Regions from separate parts of the Mus musculus genome. Here region 1 is linked to region 2. Evidence: chromatin loops called from intact Hi-C (ENCODE). Cell type or tissue: heart. All regions are shown on one strand.

Evidence for each region. A loop is a pair of places that touch in the nucleus more often than their neighbours do. Peaks named below come from ENCODE experiments on the same cell type or tissue, not always from the same donor. Only the 100,000 strongest peaks of a DNase experiment are listed, where the experiment ranks them.
Region 1: it touches region 2 in a loop (2.3-fold over the local background); 3 of 42 quality-filtered maps call a loop at or near these places.

What each region holds. Positions count from the first base shown.
Region 1 is chr1:152,601,641-152,609,640 of GRCm38, reverse strand. The region is part of intron 2 of Rgl1 (ral guanine nucleotide dissociation stimulator,-like 1); the gene reads left to right. Among named protein-coding and RNA genes, the nearest start is that of Rgl1, 20 kb to the left of the region's middle. In heart, no CTCF peak of the experiment used is centred here; DNase peaks (open chromatin) are centred at 3,230, 3,560, 5,300, 5,800 and 2 weaker places; H3K27ac peaks cover 2,340 bases.
Region 2 is chr1:152,553,359-152,561,358 of GRCm38, reverse strand. Rgl1 (ral guanine nucleotide dissociation stimulator,-like 1) reads left to right here. Exons shown (of 18, transcript NM_016846.4): 5 at 3,772-3,956; 6 at 6,939-7,063. Among named protein-coding and RNA genes, the nearest start is that of Gm51749, 17 kb to the right of the region's middle. In heart, a CTCF peak has its summit at 4,505; DNase peaks (open chromatin) are centred at 719, 4,568, 4,978 and 7,028; H3K27ac peaks cover 4,205 bases.

The DNA.
Region 1 (8,000 bases), 48 kb before region 2:
GAAATGAGTTCCGCTGGACTGGCTGTCTGCCCATAAAGTCCACTTTAAACTTTGAAGACTTGGTGGTAGAAATTATCACAGTGATTTCTTGTAGTGAGCTTAAGATAAAGTGATGATATTCTGGGGATGATGGCTTAATTAAAATATTGCTAGAATTCATAGAACATATTTCTTTTGACCATTTTAAATATGGCACTTACAGAAGTTACCCATGGCTGGTATTATATTTACCTTGGACAGTGTAGTTCTCCGACCTTAGTGTTTAAAATGCAGGTTGTGAGGTCTTAGACTAATTCAGTGATTATGAAAATAGTGTTTTTAAATTAGGATAGAATAGAATAGAAATACCAGAATGGCACAATTGGGAAACTTTGTTTTTATGGTCAGAATATCTGCAAGTCATTGTCCTGGCGGCCACCTTAATCTGGAGCATTGCCAGGAGAGCTGGTCTGCTCTACCCGAGGGCAGCTTGGTACCAGGAACATGGTATGGAGCTAAGGCCTGCGAGCTTAAAGCTGATCTGGAACTCTTCAGCTAAAGCAGACCCTACCAGAACGTAAACCTGCGTGTCAGTCTCATCTCAGTCTCATCTCAGCCAAGAGACTCCAGAGAATGGGGGGGGGGGGGGGAGCACGACGACGCTGCAGTTCCGACTCTTGAAGGCCTGTCTGAGCTCAGCCCTAAGGTTCCCCTGCAGTCGAGAAGGGACTTTTTTGTGTGTGATTAAAACCTTTTCCAAAATGGTCTCAGGGGTGGTGGTTCTTTCTAAGAAGTGAGATGTTTCTTAGTGACCTTGGACTCAAGTCAGACTTAATAGATTTTGCTGGGTTTGTGAGTGCAGAGCCTTTCCTTACGGTGTCCCTTCACATCTGAAGAGGCCACGGGGTGGGAGGTGCGCACGAGTGTGTGTGTGTGTGTGTGTGTGTGTGTGTGTGCTTGCGCGTGTGTGTGTGTGCTCGTGTGTGTGTGTGTGTGTGTGTGTGTGTATGTGTGTGTGCGTGCGTGTGTGTGTGTGTGGGGGGGGGGGGGGAATCGGAAGAGGCTGCTGTTAACCTGCGATCACATCATCCTTCTTCCAGAAAAATGTCCTTACAGTCCATTCCAGGGACAGTACATTACAGCTCACCAGATGGATGCATGGATGTATGCATGTGTGTACTTATGTATGTATGTACGTACGTATGTATGTTTGGCTGGGTTCTAAACACAGGATACTTACAGCATGGGGAGGGGACAAAGTCCCCCCTACCCAATAATAAAGTTTGTGAGTTTATGGCCTTGTATTTATTCTGACAGTTGTAAAAATTCTTTTGAGTTGACCCATTTTTCCTTTCTTAATTAAAAAAAAAAAAGTCTGGCAGGCCAGAGTAAGAACTATGAAACACGTGACTCAGTGCTTCAGCTCCTTCTCCTGGAGGCAAAGTCTTTAAAATTATGTCTTAGGCACGCTTGAGTTTTATAAAACAATTGCCCACAAAAGCCACCAACTATTTGCTCCTGAAGCTTGTAGATTTCGATGGTATTTGTTTCCAGGAAGGAAATTTAAAGCACAGCGTTTGGGAGTCACTGAACCCGAACTGTCTGTGGAGCGCTTGCCCTGTGAGCTAGCTGAGTTCGCTCGCCCTCGGCAGTGACAGCATTGACAGAGAGCCAGGCAGCTTTTGCCTCTTCTTCCCCTGGATACGTTCAGCCTTGTTGGTAATCACACAGGATTTTTAAAGAGAGCTAGGTTAAAAGATCTGCAAGTTCCTTTGGAGATAGAAAGCGCCGGAATACCAAGGACAGCCTGAACGGGCACCAGGCATTTGAATGGCTGCCCGTCAAAATTGCTCACTTGTTTGTTTACTTCAGATCCTTCAGACTGGAGCCGCCATCGAGGAGCACGTGATTCTGGAACTTTATCACAGTAGATTTGAAGACCAGGCAGAAGCAAGTTCCAGTGGCCCTTTCTGGGCAGTTCCCCTGGCTCCCCTTCTGCATACTCGATGCTGGAGCTGATTGGGCGGCTTCTCTGTCTTACGGTCTCATCTCTGATGCCAGTGTCTGAGGAGGCTTCCTTTCTCACACCTCCTTCTGGCTAAACCCTACCTACCTCACTCACACTAGTCCTCTTGCTGCTTTCCCCATAAAGCTGCGTCCATTTCCTAAAAGATAGTTAAATGTCCTTTCTCTGCACACCAAGCAAGCTACACTAGGGATATTCCATGTCATCTTCTAAGCCACACTACATGCAATCATCAGTTTTGTGTTAAAAACGGTCAAGTATTGGCAGTTTCCATATAGTTCTGTCTAAAATTAGCTGTGTTCTGTATAGGACTTGAGATAGGTCTCTCTGTGAATGTGCTACATTCAAGACATATTTAGCAAAAATTCTTTGGCATCTTTTTAAAAATAGGGTCATTGTTAAGTACCATTAAACTATCTTAGTAGGCCTGTGCTTAGAGAATGGATGTTTTAACCATCTAACTATGGATGTAATATTTACTTTCACTAAGCTTAATTTTATTAGTTGTAGTCACATTTTCCCCTAATTTTTCATTATCTTTTAAAATCCTGATTCAGTAAAATATCAGCTCAGCTATAGCTTTCGGTTCGGTTACAGAGCTGCTGTGTTGTCCGCTCAGTAACCCTGCATCCCCATTGGCAGGCTTCACATGGGGCTTGGACTCAGATCTAGCCATCTCCACAACTATTCAACGCACACATCTCCGTCCTGGCTCGAGTGACCAGAGGGGGTAGGGTGGCCCTGGCGTCTCTGAAGCCTGAGCAGGCGGCAGGGGCACCCGTGTGAGTCGGTACAGAAGGCTCCTTAGTGTGGTCTGACTTTGTTTTTCTCATGATATCATGTTAGCTGCTAGTGATCATTATTTGCAAACCAGTTCTGTAGTTTTGGCCCGGGCATGGGCACAGCAGCCTATCGTTTGTGGTCTCTGCCTGGTCATTCACATGTGTTTGTGTCCCTTGCTTGCTGCCACACTGAGACACCCGTGGACTAGGCTTCTCTTCCATTCATCAGTGTTGGGAGCACTTCTGCCAAGGCTCTCAGTGCCTCCCGTCTCCAGAGATGTGAAATGACTTACAGGGCTAAGTGCTGTTCTTCTCCATCTGTTCCTCTCCAGCTCCAGTTTCTCCTTCGCTGTGTTGGTCTCTCTTTCCAGCTCTAAGGCCTTGTACTTGATAGAGAAGATAGACGCCAAGATAGGGTTGAGCAGTTCTGCTTTCTTGCATTATCAGTCCAAATGACCCCACCTATCAGCTGTGGGCCACACCCTTCCTTATTCTTGCTCTTAGAATAGTGGAAGAAAGCCCTTTTGCCGGCTTTATGCTTTTCACAGTGCTCATTATCTGTTAACATTATGACTATTAATGTTCATGATTCTGTGTCTGGGGTGCACACTACTCTAAGCAAGACCTTCCTTCATTGAATTTTAAAAAGCCTTTTAAATGAGTTAATTTATTCTGTGTGTTTGGGCATTGCTTACATGTCTGCCTGTGCACTATTTGCGTGTGCCTGGGATTGGAGGAGCCAGAAGAGGATGTTGGATCCCCTGGAACAGAATTCCAGGTGGCTGTGAGCCATTGTCTGGGTTCTGAGATTTCAATCAGGGTCCTGGTTAAGAGCACTGGCTCTGGATAATCACTGTATTAAGTTTTTTGTTTGTTTGTTTGTTTTACTTAAACTTTTTTTACTCCAAAGAAAGAACATGAGAACAGGTTAGCTTTTCTATATTTATTTATGCTTATAACATTTGTACTAACAAATTTTGGCAATCTATACTAATGTGTTTATAGATACACATAATGTATTTTGGTCATTTACACACACACACACACACACACACACACACACTTAAAAGCTAAACACTAGGGGCTGTGAAGATGGCTCAATTCAGTATACTTCAGTGAGAAACCCTGACCCAATATTACGTAATGGAGAAGGTCAAGGAAGACACTTGACATCAACTGTGGGCTTTCATGTGCACATGCACACTGACTTCATACTTGTAAATATGCACACACACGCACACGCATGCACACATACAAATAGATAAGGTGGAAAATAATTGAGGAAGATACTTGCCATTGACTTCAATCTTCCACCTCCCTACACACATGTACCTGTGCATAAACACACACACATACACACACCAACATGTATGTACACAAACAAGCAAAAATAAATAAGAAAATCTTGATGCTAATGCAAGGGTTTCTGGAATAGACACTTCCTCGGCTAGACCAGGAGAGTAGCATTCTTTATTTTATTTTAGTTTTTGGTTTTTCGAGACAGGGTTTCTCTGTATAGTCCTGGCTGTCCTGGAACTCACTTTATAGACCAGGTTGGCCTCGAACTCAGAAATCCGCCTGCCTCTGCCTCCCGAGTGCTGGGATTAAAGGTGTGCGCCACCACGCCCAGCTTGAGAGTAGCATTCTTGATGATTTCCATGCCAGCTCTTACTATAAGCACAGGTGTGTGTGTGTGTGTGTGTTTGTGTGTGTGTTCATTCATTCCCGAAGGAGCAGATTTGAGAAGAGTGGGTTTAGAGGTTGACTCATCGCAACAACTGGACATCCTAGGGGCAGGCTGTGGTCACATGTCCCGTTAGGGGGCTTTCTCTGTTAAGGGCAATCCTTCCCTACCTTAGAGTCCTTTTACCCACTTTGCCTCATTTTCCCTGAGAGCCATCACCAGTGCCTTCCCTTCTTCATTTGCTTGCTCACTCTTATGGCTTTTCACTTTCCTCCATTGGTCTCCAGATTCCAGAGGTCGTAGGGTCCGTTCTTCCCCTCACCCAGCGCTATAGACGATGGAAAGATGGAAGATACGAGTATCTGTTGGATGAATGTGTGCAAGGAAAAGATGATGGTTAAATTCCACGGAAAGAATGAGAAAAGCATATGAGACTGTTTAGTTTTGGAATAAGCACATTTATCTATGTCAGAGGCACATAGCACAGCCCTGGTCACAATTGGCGGCCTACTGGGCTGTGAATGAAAGGCAAAATCACACTCAGTATATTCTACTTTTGAAGGCAGAAAAAGAGTATTTTTGAAACATTTCCATCAAAAGAAATGAAACTTTTAAAACACTGGTGTTTGAAGGGCTCACCCCTTGGGAAAATGACTGCTTACCACAGATTGAATTCCCCCGTTGCACAATTTGAAAGCCACTTCTTTTTAACATCTGTTTTGTTCCTCAGCCTTATTCACACCCTGAACAACTTCTTCCTAGATTTTTAAAAAAAGATACGCTTCCCTGCTTACCTCCGAGCTCTGTATCCAGAAGGCGTGGGAGTGGCTCTGAGCTGCATAGGGCAAGGGTGCTGAGCAGCCCTGCGGAGCCCTGGGCTCCTGGCCTCTGCATGTGATGTGGCCCATTTGTGCTTCTCAGGTCTTTTTTGGAAAAATGAATTGATAAGTGTTCCTAAGTGTCTACAGAGGGTCTATCGAGTCACACAAGTAGATTTGAAAAATGCTATGATCTCCTCCATTAAGTCTTTGCTAAAAGCATAGGTCTTTCGTAGATGAGTGGCTCTTCTCTGTGCCTGTTACCCTTGTGCATGGTTGGCTCCTAAACTTTAAAAATACAACCTTCTTATTTTTGTTCTTTCTTTTCCTGTTGTTATTTGCGTGGGGGCACAACAGCCATGATTTCCCTGGTTGAACAGAATCTCAGCTTTATAACCTTAAAAGCAAGGGCAACTTTTGAATGTGAAGGGAGGGCCTCCCGCCTTGATTAGAAAGACAGAGCCGTGTGCCGTTTGGTAATGGGGAGTCACACAGCTCTGTTGGTTACATAATGGAATGGTCACTCAGCGCAGATACTGGAATCCATCACCCGGGACCATTGTGTCCCTCACAGAGACAGTGCCCTCTTTGTGCGCAGCACGTCAGCAGCTTGTGGTTATTAGCTTAGCTGTTAACTTAAATCGCATTCCTGGAAAGGAAAAGGCTGCAGCTTTCTTCTCTCTCTCTCTCTCTCTCTCTCTCTCTCTCTCTCTCTCTCTCTCTCTCTCTCTCTCGGAGGGGAGGATGCCTATTTGAAAATCCAAACATATAATTACTGCTGGCCACATGGCCATTACACTTCTTTGACAAGACAACTTGTGTTTTGTTAAATCTAGACAGTTGTAATTTCCCACAGTCCCATGATCTCTGTCATATTAATTTGATCTAAATATTTGAGGGGGAAATGAAAGGGTTTGGGGGGTCAAACTTGGTCAAATACATTTGACACCTAAAGAATTAAAACCTTACCTTGAAATGTTGGTAACATAGGACAGTTATTTCATAGTTTGCCCTACAATGGTGCTTTGGTTTGGATAGAGTTCTCCAGGGCTTGGTCTTAGGTTGCTGGTGTTTGGAGGTGACATAGAACCTTTAAGATGTACAGGTCATTGGTAGAGCCTCCCTTAGCGTTAAGGTCTCAGGATTCCCCAGGTTCTTATGTGAGTGACCCACTGCAAGAGCCATCCTGTCTCTCAGAGTCACTCCTGCTTCCTGTTTGGAGGTGATTCTTGCCAGTGTGTTGGCATCTTTCCTCCAAGGTCCTCACTAGAGCTGAGCTGATATGGTCACCTCCACCAACCTCTGATGTCCAGAACTGTGAGCTAAATACAGATCTCTTCCTTACGAGGTTAGCCTGCCTTTGCCATTTTGTTATGATAATAAAAAACTAGCTGGGGACCTGGCGAGATGGCTCAGAGGGTAAGAGCACTGACTGCTCTTCTGAAGGTCCTGAGTTCAAATCCCACAACCACATGGTAGCTCTCACAACCACCCATGAGATCTGACATCCTCTTCTGGTGCGTCTGAAGGCAGCTACAGTGTACTTATGTATAATAATAAATAAATCTTTGGACCGGAGTGAGCAGGGACCAAGCGAGTAGGGCCAACCAGAGCAAGTGGGGATGACCAGAGTGAGCAGAGGTCCTAAAAAATTCAATTCCCATCAACCACATGAAGGCTCACAACCATCTGTACAACTATAGTGTACCCACATACATTAAATAAATAAATAAATAAATAAAATAAATCTTAAAAAAAAAATCTAGCCGATGGATGCAGATGCTGTTTTTCCCTCCCCATCCTCACGAGGGGAAGTTTGTATAGGATTGAATTTGTGCTTCATTTACAGCATCAGCCTTCATGGAGTGGGTGGGCTCTTGGTGTCTGCCATGTGCACTCGTGAGTGTCAGGAGAGGTCAGCACAGGAGAGCACTGACCTTGCCAGTATCATTCCTCTAAATGGAGTTGCTGTGAGGTTCTGATGCGAGTGTGGACAGAGGAAGTCTCTGAAAAGGCCACACAAATAAAAGTAGTAATATCATCTCTGGGATTTACCAGTCAGATGCAAGCCTGCGTGCCGTCTCATCTGCTCCAGTGGGGAACAATTCAAAGCAAATGTATACATCTGCTCTGCGTGAAACTGCTGTCAAGCGATGACTAGAAAGAAAACAAATTGGCGCCTTGTTCTAGGTGAAGAAGAAAGAGGGGTGGAGGAGAGAGGGGGAGTGCAGAAAGTCTAGAAGTTGAGAAGGAGATTTCTCAGCTTCCCTCGATATTGGTTTCTCTTTCTTCTTCCTTAGAGTTCACTTAGGCCTGGCGCCGAGATCCCTGAGTAATGCTTGTTCTAGTGAAGTGGGCCGAAGCCCACAGCCTCAGTTGCAACATTTGGGTATAGTGGGAGGTAGGTGTGCACATAGCCTGCCATTTACACCCATTAGCACCCACGATGGCCCTTACACTAGAGTGTGGTCCACAGTTTGAGGTGCTTTGCTCCTGTTACCTCTTGTCTTCTCACAGCCCCCTCTCAGTTGTTTACAGTTCACCCTCCCTGCAGACTCTACAGTATAGACCCGTCTGATGGTGACACACTCGTGTTTGTATTCAGTGCTCATCCGGGCATACTCGCCGGCTTATAGCCCAAACATGATTGGTTTAAGATCAGAGTCCTCCTGGCCCACATTTTAGAAGGAGATGTTTTAGTGAAGTATTGT
Region 2 (8,000 bases):
AGGTTGGTGTGTGCATACATGCTCCTGCCCACATGTGCAGCATTTGTTCAAAGCTGTGACCTTCTTCCAGCAGGTGTGGGGTCACAAATGTTGAGGCACAATTTGTCTCCGTGATTGGTGGCAAATTCTTTGAGTTGATTTCACCAAGCCACCTTCACAGCCCCTTCCTTCTGTGACCCTTGGTAGGTCATTGTAAGCATATTACCAATTTTGAGTTTCTTGATGTGTCTCAGAAGGTCCCATTGACATTATGTCATTTGAAATCACCACCGGTCAGTGTTGGATAGATGCAGGCAGGTGTTTCCTGTCCCTTCTCCGGGTAGGGGTCAGTGGGACCATGTGAACAAACTCTCCAAGTTGTCAGATGGTGAGAAGTTGGGGTTTCCCTTCTCCCAGCCCCTTCTTGTTCTGTGCACAGGGGCAGGTGATTTCCCCAGTGGGATAGGCTCCTTTGCCTGCACTTTTGTAACTGCATCCAGTATCTCCCTTCCTGGTAAGGTTCCTTAATTCTCCCATTCAGTCCTGGAGAGGAGCAGAGCCAAGGCCAGGAAGATGGAAAAGCTGCTGTTCCCTTTCCTCTGTCATATTTGCGATGTCGCTTTCCTTCTTGGAATCTTAACAGCCCGGCATTTGTATCTACTGCTTGTTCTATTGAGAAGGGAGAGTTTCTTCCCAGGCCTGGCAAACATAAGGCTACTGTGAACTTCGGGCAAGGGTCCAGGCCTTTCCAGAAACCCTCCGTTCCTGGCAAGCTGAGGAGTTCTGCTGGACAGAGGGCAAGGGTCTGCTCCTTTGCTTAGACTGTCTCTGTTTTTCTCTTCTCTGATTTCTTCCTTCTCCCTATTTATTCTGAGTGTGTGTGTGTGTGTGTGTGTGTGTGTGTGTGTGTGTGTGTGTGTGTGTGAGAGAAAATGCTTTTTCTGTCTAAGATTGCAATGAATTCTCAAAACCTCCGTAGGCTTAGCCATGGGAGGTCACAGTTAGAGCAGATATGATGGGAAAGTCCCTCACCAGAGTGAGTTAAAAGTATTAGGTTAAGGACAGAATGGGCTGATTCGAACCATGGTCTCTCCAGCCTTTCTGGGCTCCTTCTGAAGCTGTGACTTTTCTTGGACACAGACTGCTTGAGTGCTTTGGGGAGCTGCTCATCATGTGCACAGATATAGACCAAGGCACACATTTTATAATTGTTGACAATCACAAGAACCTGGAAGTTATTTCCCTCCCCTCCCCTCCTCATTGTGTGTGTGCGCGCGCACACGTGTCCTTTATTTTAAGAATTATAAAAGTGTTCCTTTGCAAGAATCTAGTTTATATATTTAAATGCAGGTTTTCTGTGTTCTGGCATCCCAACTATGCACCTATAATATTCTGTGCTCACCAAAGAAAGGAAAATTACTTACAAATTATATTTGTTATAAAAAAATAAACATTTGCATGGTAAGTTGATTTTTTATTGTATTTATTCTTTAACAGTTTTATACATGTATACAATGTATCTTTATCAAATTTACCCTTCCCTCTCCCCTCCCACGCTTGCCGGATTCCTCCAGACCCATGCTCTTCTGGCCTTTGTGTTTGCTCCTTTTTTTTTTTTTTTTTTTTTTTTTTAATATCCTACTAAGGCCAGTTAGTGGAACTATGGAATATTAACTGTTGATAAATATTTAAAAGTATGATATTTAAGTTCGGTAACTGAAAGGAGCTGTGTTAATGGCATGAGGGCCCCCGAATAGAAAGCCATTGACTCTCACTGTGTGAAAGTTATGACTCTCACTGTGTGTTCCTGGCTGTCTTGGAACTGGCCCTGGCCTCGAACTCACAGAGATCCAGCTGCCTCTGCCTCCTGAGTGCTGGGATTAAAGGCGTGCGTCAACACTGCCCAAGCTCCTGTTTTCAATTTTAATACAAAGCCCAGGTTACTTTCTTTCAGCTTTCTGGAGGGAAATATTGCTTTTGTTAATTTTATCTAATTTAAAGATTTAGATTATTAAGTCACTTCTATTATGGTGATAGTTTAATGTCTCTTGTTTCGTGTAGATAGTTAAATATTAGCAATCCTAGATGCCGTATAGACCACAGACGTGAAACAGTGATGCCCACAGAGAGAAACAGTCACCGTGTAGACATTACTGCTCTTGGTACTTGACCTCCAAAAGCTGAGTTAACTCTCAGTGGACTTTTGTGGCAGCCGGTCCTGATTACAGCTCAGCTCTTTGGTAGGAAAGTGCAGCTGGGAGTTAAGTCACTGTAACAGGCTGCTGGGCTTCTGCACACTGGATACTAACTTCTACTCTAGCTTTTAATTGTATGAACAATTTGTGTAGGTGTAGTAGATAATTATAATTTTCCTTTTTTTGATTCTGATTCTGTGGAACAAATCCAAAGAATACTTGTGCACATTAGACAGATGCTGTACCACCGCTATATCCCAAACCCTTTCAAAAAACATTTTTGTGGTTCTGGAGGGATCACTCAGCCTGTGAGATGCTTGCTGCACAAGATCTACAACCTGGGTTAGATTCCCCAGCACCCGTGGATTAAAAAAAAAATTGGATGTGGTGACATGTGTTTATCATCCTACTGCTGCGGAAGCAGAGCCTAGAGTATTTCTAGAGCTTGCTGACCAGCCATCCTAGCCTATCGGTGACCCCCCAGGTCCCAATGAGAGACCCATCTCAACAGACAAGGCAGATGGCTCCTAAGGAGTGGCATAGGTTACCCTCTGACCTACACACATACACTCTTTTGGGTGGGTGAAAGAGTTTTGTCACTGTAGCTAAGACAGTGTGGTTTCTTTGCCTTGGGATGCACAGGAATTTATTGATTCTCCCTGATACCTTCTCCAGCCAGCATCAGTGAACATCCCTTTCGATGGAGTTGTTTTATTAGGGAGGCAGACTAGCCTGGTGTGGAACTAACACTGAAGTGTCTTTGAAGTCTTCTGACGATGAAGCGTGGAGTAATGGCCCTGCTGCAGTTTACCCCTTTGTCATTGCTCTGACTCTGCTCTAGAGAGAGGAGCTCCCCGTAACTTACAGGCAACACCCTTAGTTACTCAGGAGGTGTCTGTAGCGCACCAAGCACCCAGAGCGTATCTGGCTGTTCTTGTGCTTTGACACCCGGGGAACCTTGTGACTCCATCACCCAGTGGTTCCTGACACGCCGTCTCATTATAATTTGAGAAACAAAGGGATAACTTTATGAGGAAAGCTTTGGTCCTTGTGCCAAAACCCTAGTGATGTTTTTAAAATTAAACAGGCATTTCCCCATTAACCTGGAGACTTCTTACTCCAGATGAGTTCTAGCCTAGTGGTAGCCAGTTATGTCCTAAGTTATCAATACGGCTACTTTTAGGCTACTTTTCTGTTTTATTACCTTTGTTCATCTATTTGTGTGGGAGTCTGAAGGGCTAGCTGAAGCATGCTACAGTGCAGGCTGTCAGAGGACAACTTGTTAACATTGTGTGGGACCCAGGCATCACTGAGCTCAGTTGTCAGGCGTGGTAGAAAGTTTCTTATTTACTGTGTCATCTTGATAGCCTGGTTTTCTGGTCTTTAATTTGAGCAAATGCACAGTTAGTGGCTTGTGTTTGGATTGTTTGGAACTCAGTAAATCCTCTTCTCATCTTTCGTCTGCCTTGGTTGGATTTTCTAACAACAAAACATTATTAGTCTCCCCAACCCTCTTCAGCTACCAGCTGTGGGGTCCAGGGCCTGTCTCGAGTCCCGTAAGCATTGTGTTCACTGTGTCTCCATCTCTCCTTCCCAGTGCCATTGCTTCCATCCTGAGGGCCTGGCTTGACCAGTGTGCGGAAGACTTCCGGGAGCCCCCTCACTTCCCTTGCCTTCAGAAGCTGCTGGAGTACCTCAAACAGATGATGCCTGGCTCTGACCCAGAGAGGAGAGCACAGAACCTTCTTGAACAGTTTCAAAAGCAGGACGTGGATTCCGACAGTGAGTACCTGTTTGGTCCCAGGGAAACCTCTACTGGGCTCTGCAATGTGGGGGCTCCCCATTCATTGACTCAATAAGAAACCCTGGTACCCTCAGAAAATTGGGATAGGTATAAAATTATTGAACTGTGAACCTCAGAACCCTAAGGTTTCAGAGTGAAAAGAGGGATTTTCAAGGCTGGATTTATGATTTTAAAGATTAAATTGTAAAACCAGCTCAGAGAAGCTAAGTAATTGCCCAGGGTGCCTACTGTTACCAGGAACAGGGTTTTCTTGATTTGTTTTTGTTTTTTTTAAACTTTCTCTTATCAACATGAATGGGCTTCTTCTCTGCCTAATGTGTTCTATCAGATATAAACGGGCGACAACCAACCAACCCTGTGTGGCTGGCAAGGGTTCAAGTCCACGTCCCTCTCACAAAAGCTTGGAAGAGGTGTTCCTCCTTTTCCCTAAAAAGCATTAGTGTCATGTCCCCTGGCAGCCCCGATTGCTGACATCGACTGTCTCTAGTGACCGAATCGAAGGAAGTCTCTGAGGCTGTTTTTTCCTATTGGAGGCTGACCTCGAGCTTCCAGGGACAAATGCAGAGCCACCACTGCTGGCCATAGAGTGTGCTGGCTGCCAGGCTCTGCAGAAATTAGTCAAGAGGTTCCATCGCGCTCCAGCGTGATGATATAGCCTTTCACCGAGGCACTGGGTAACAGTTGCCATGGCAGCTGACCCACTTGGAACTTCTGGTAGGCATTTCCTTGAAGTAATGTCCGGTTTCCTCAGTGAGGGAAAGGAAATGGCTCCTAACGCAGATAAGGGATGCTACCCCAAAGCCAAAGCAAATACAGTGACTTTAAATTCTACCCGGTACCTGTTGAGTGGTTTGTATGGACTGGGGACCAGAGAAGGGGAATGCACTTGCATCATTTGGCTCAGATTGCCAAAGGCTTTGTATCTCAGATGACTTCATCTGCCGGGAATGCTTGAATACCCTGGAAGCTCAGCTCCAGCTGCCAGACCTCAGCTCCCTTCAGGGCCTCCTCCCGCCTGCCCGCCCAGCTTTGTGCTCTGGTAGAAAACGCTGCTGCTGCTGCTGCTGTTGCACTGGAGCCCAGCTCGCCCCACTGGGGCTGCCTCTGGCCCCATGCCTAATTGGGGAACCAGTGGGACCAGTCATTGGTCCTCTCCGGCTCAGGGAATGGAGGGCAGAGCTCTTTTGGCAGGCAGAGGCAGGGACTAGGGAGGTGGCCTGACCTCACAAAAACTTTTAGGCAATACCCAAGAATGAATCTTTTCCTAAGTGTGGGCAGTTGTCATCAAGAATGCTCCAGGCCCTGTTTATGAAGTATAGGCTCCATTCCTGAAGAGGAATGTTGGGAGCTTAGTTAGTTCCCTTGTGCCTCTCACCCCCCAGCCCCCATGTCATACTCTGGAAAGCAGTGAGCTTTCCTGTGTGTTTGCAAAAGTAAAACTGTGCATAGAGATTTGTACATAACCCCTGGAGACTCAGGCAGGAGCAGTGAAAGCATAGACCAGGTCCCAGAGAGAAAGGATCACAGGTTTCACACGTAGTGACATTCTAGGTGCATGCCAGATTTACAAGGAATGAATGAATGAATGAATGAATGAATGTGTGAGTGAGTGATGTTAGTCCTTACCCTGTACTCTCCTTGGCAGAAGCTGGACAGCTTCTGCATTGTTTTATAGGTATTAAAGTACATTGTAGTCATCAGGAGGGGTAGAAGGCTCCTTGAACCTTTGATTGGCACATCCGATTTCTTCTTCACTGAATGAGAAAGTGCCAGAGTTGAGTGGAGAAGTACTGACATCAGGCGCTAGCATCCTCCACTGGGTGGGATTTTAGCTCTTTGATGGGTGCTTTTGCTTTGTATCCAGGATAACAGGAATAGATAGTGAAGCTCTCCTACCAGTCCCATTCACAACAGAACGTTCAGCTCTGAGGTCCAGAGCCAGTCCTGTAATCACAGCCCTGCCACCAGAGCGGGCAGGTAGCACATGGTACTGGACAGGTAACAGTCTCACTTTGAGCACCCCATTTCTCAATGGAAGCTTTGAAGAAGCTCTATCAATTCAATATAAGATGCCTAACAGCGTCCCCCATAAAGAGAAGGAAAAGGCTTAAAAAACGTAACCAGGCAGGGGGAGTAGTAACACGGAACTGGATTTCTGCCTGGATGCCACTGTGTGCAGCTAGGCTTCCCCAGCCCCAGCAGAAGTTCAGCTTTGACTGAAAGGGACCAAGAAGTGTGGTGGGAATGAGAGGGCCTGGGAGAAGGAGACTTCAAAGAGGAGGCTGGAGCTCGGCCCTTCAGCATTTCAGATGGGCTCCTGGGCAGTGATTCCCGTTGACTTCTTTAGGCTCTGAGCTGTGTAACTTTAGGATGGATGACCAGCAGTATAGGGTGCCAGGGCATTTATTTCCAATCTGTTTCTCACCTTTTCACTCTCTATGTGAAAGCTGACAGCAACCCTTTGATTTAGCAGCATTTGAGTCTGCTCAGTATTGTTAAAAGGACTACAGGTCTCATCACATCTCTGAAACCCCAATGACCTATCCTACCTTACCAAACCTTGGCCGGCCGCCTTGCTCAGTCTTTTAGGCATCTGGCTCTCTGTGGCTCAACAATCAAGGCTTGCAGGGCTGGGGTGTAGGTATTAGCTGGTTTGGTCCTGGAAATGTTGATGGAGTTGATGGGGGCTGAGATGAGGTTGTGTTCAGTTTTGCCTCTTTAGTTTTTGCCTGGGCTAGCCTCTGAGTGATTTCTCAGGGGTCACTCAACACCTCTCTGAGCTTAATAAGAACACGAGAATACTCAGGATTGTATCTCCATTTTGCTCCAATATATCGTTCTTGTTCGTCTCTACCTGTGGTTTTCTGAAGAGTTAGCCCTTTTCTTCCTGAATGAAAGAAGTGTAGTTTGACACTATGACCAAGGCACCCCCATACTGACTGTTTTCCCATCGTGGACAGATGGACTTCTCAACACCAGCTCCTTCAGCCTGGAAGAGGAAGAGGAACTGGAGAGCGGAGGGTCAGCAGAATTCACGAACTTCTCAGAAGATCTCGTGGCAGAACAGCTGACCTACATGGACGCAGTAGGTCTTCTCACTGTATCTCAGATGTGTCTCTACTTAAAACGTGGGGTGGTGGCAGTACTGTTGGCCCAGAGGGCAGTGGGCAGCACGGGGAGTGTGCCACAAGTCCTACTGAGTCTTTGAGAGAGTCTGTGTCTGTAAAAGGAGAGTTAAGGCTCTGTGAATCATTCGTGTGAATAATTTAAGCCTCGGCTCTTCTTGCAGCCCTGGGTGAAAGTGCATTTTCCTCAGAGCTCGGGTCACAGAGGGAAGTAAGAATTCTAATCCTAGCGAAACAGAATCTACCTTGTGCTGTGGGTATTTCTCTCCCTTTGGACTCATAAATATTTCAAGAGCCGAACTGTTTATTTGAAGGACTGTAAAGGGGTGAAAGCCGGAGTCAGTTTGAAGTAAGCCCATGGAGCCCACATGTGACCATATCTGGCAGCCCATCTCCACGTGTGCTTCCTGCACATTTGAATTTTGACCGTTTCTGTGTGCTGTGCACATTTGATTGTGTTAGTCACACTTCATAGCTTGGAGTTTGCTGGAAAACATAGTCAAAGAATTAGCAGTTACCACGGTGGTTTTGCTCTTCGGCACTTAGCTTTTGCAGCATATGAACTGGCTAAAGTTTCCATCCAATGGGAATGCAGATCAAGTATGGAAAGTAGATCACGTAGTCTATCTTGAGCACACGCTGGCCATATTTCTATACCAGCTTTTATACACCCTATATTCAGTTGTACAAATGAGAATCTGACCTAGTCAGCCATTTGTTGTTGTGTAACTGCTAGAGTGAGGGAAAGAAAAAATATTTTATTTTTATTGCTTTAAGGAAAAGACCTGAAAACCAGGCTCTAGGTCCCCCATTCTTCTGCGAGTGTGTAAGGTTGTCTCTAGGTCTCCCATTCTTCTGCGAGTGTGTAAGGTTGTCTCTAGGTCTCCCATTTTTCTG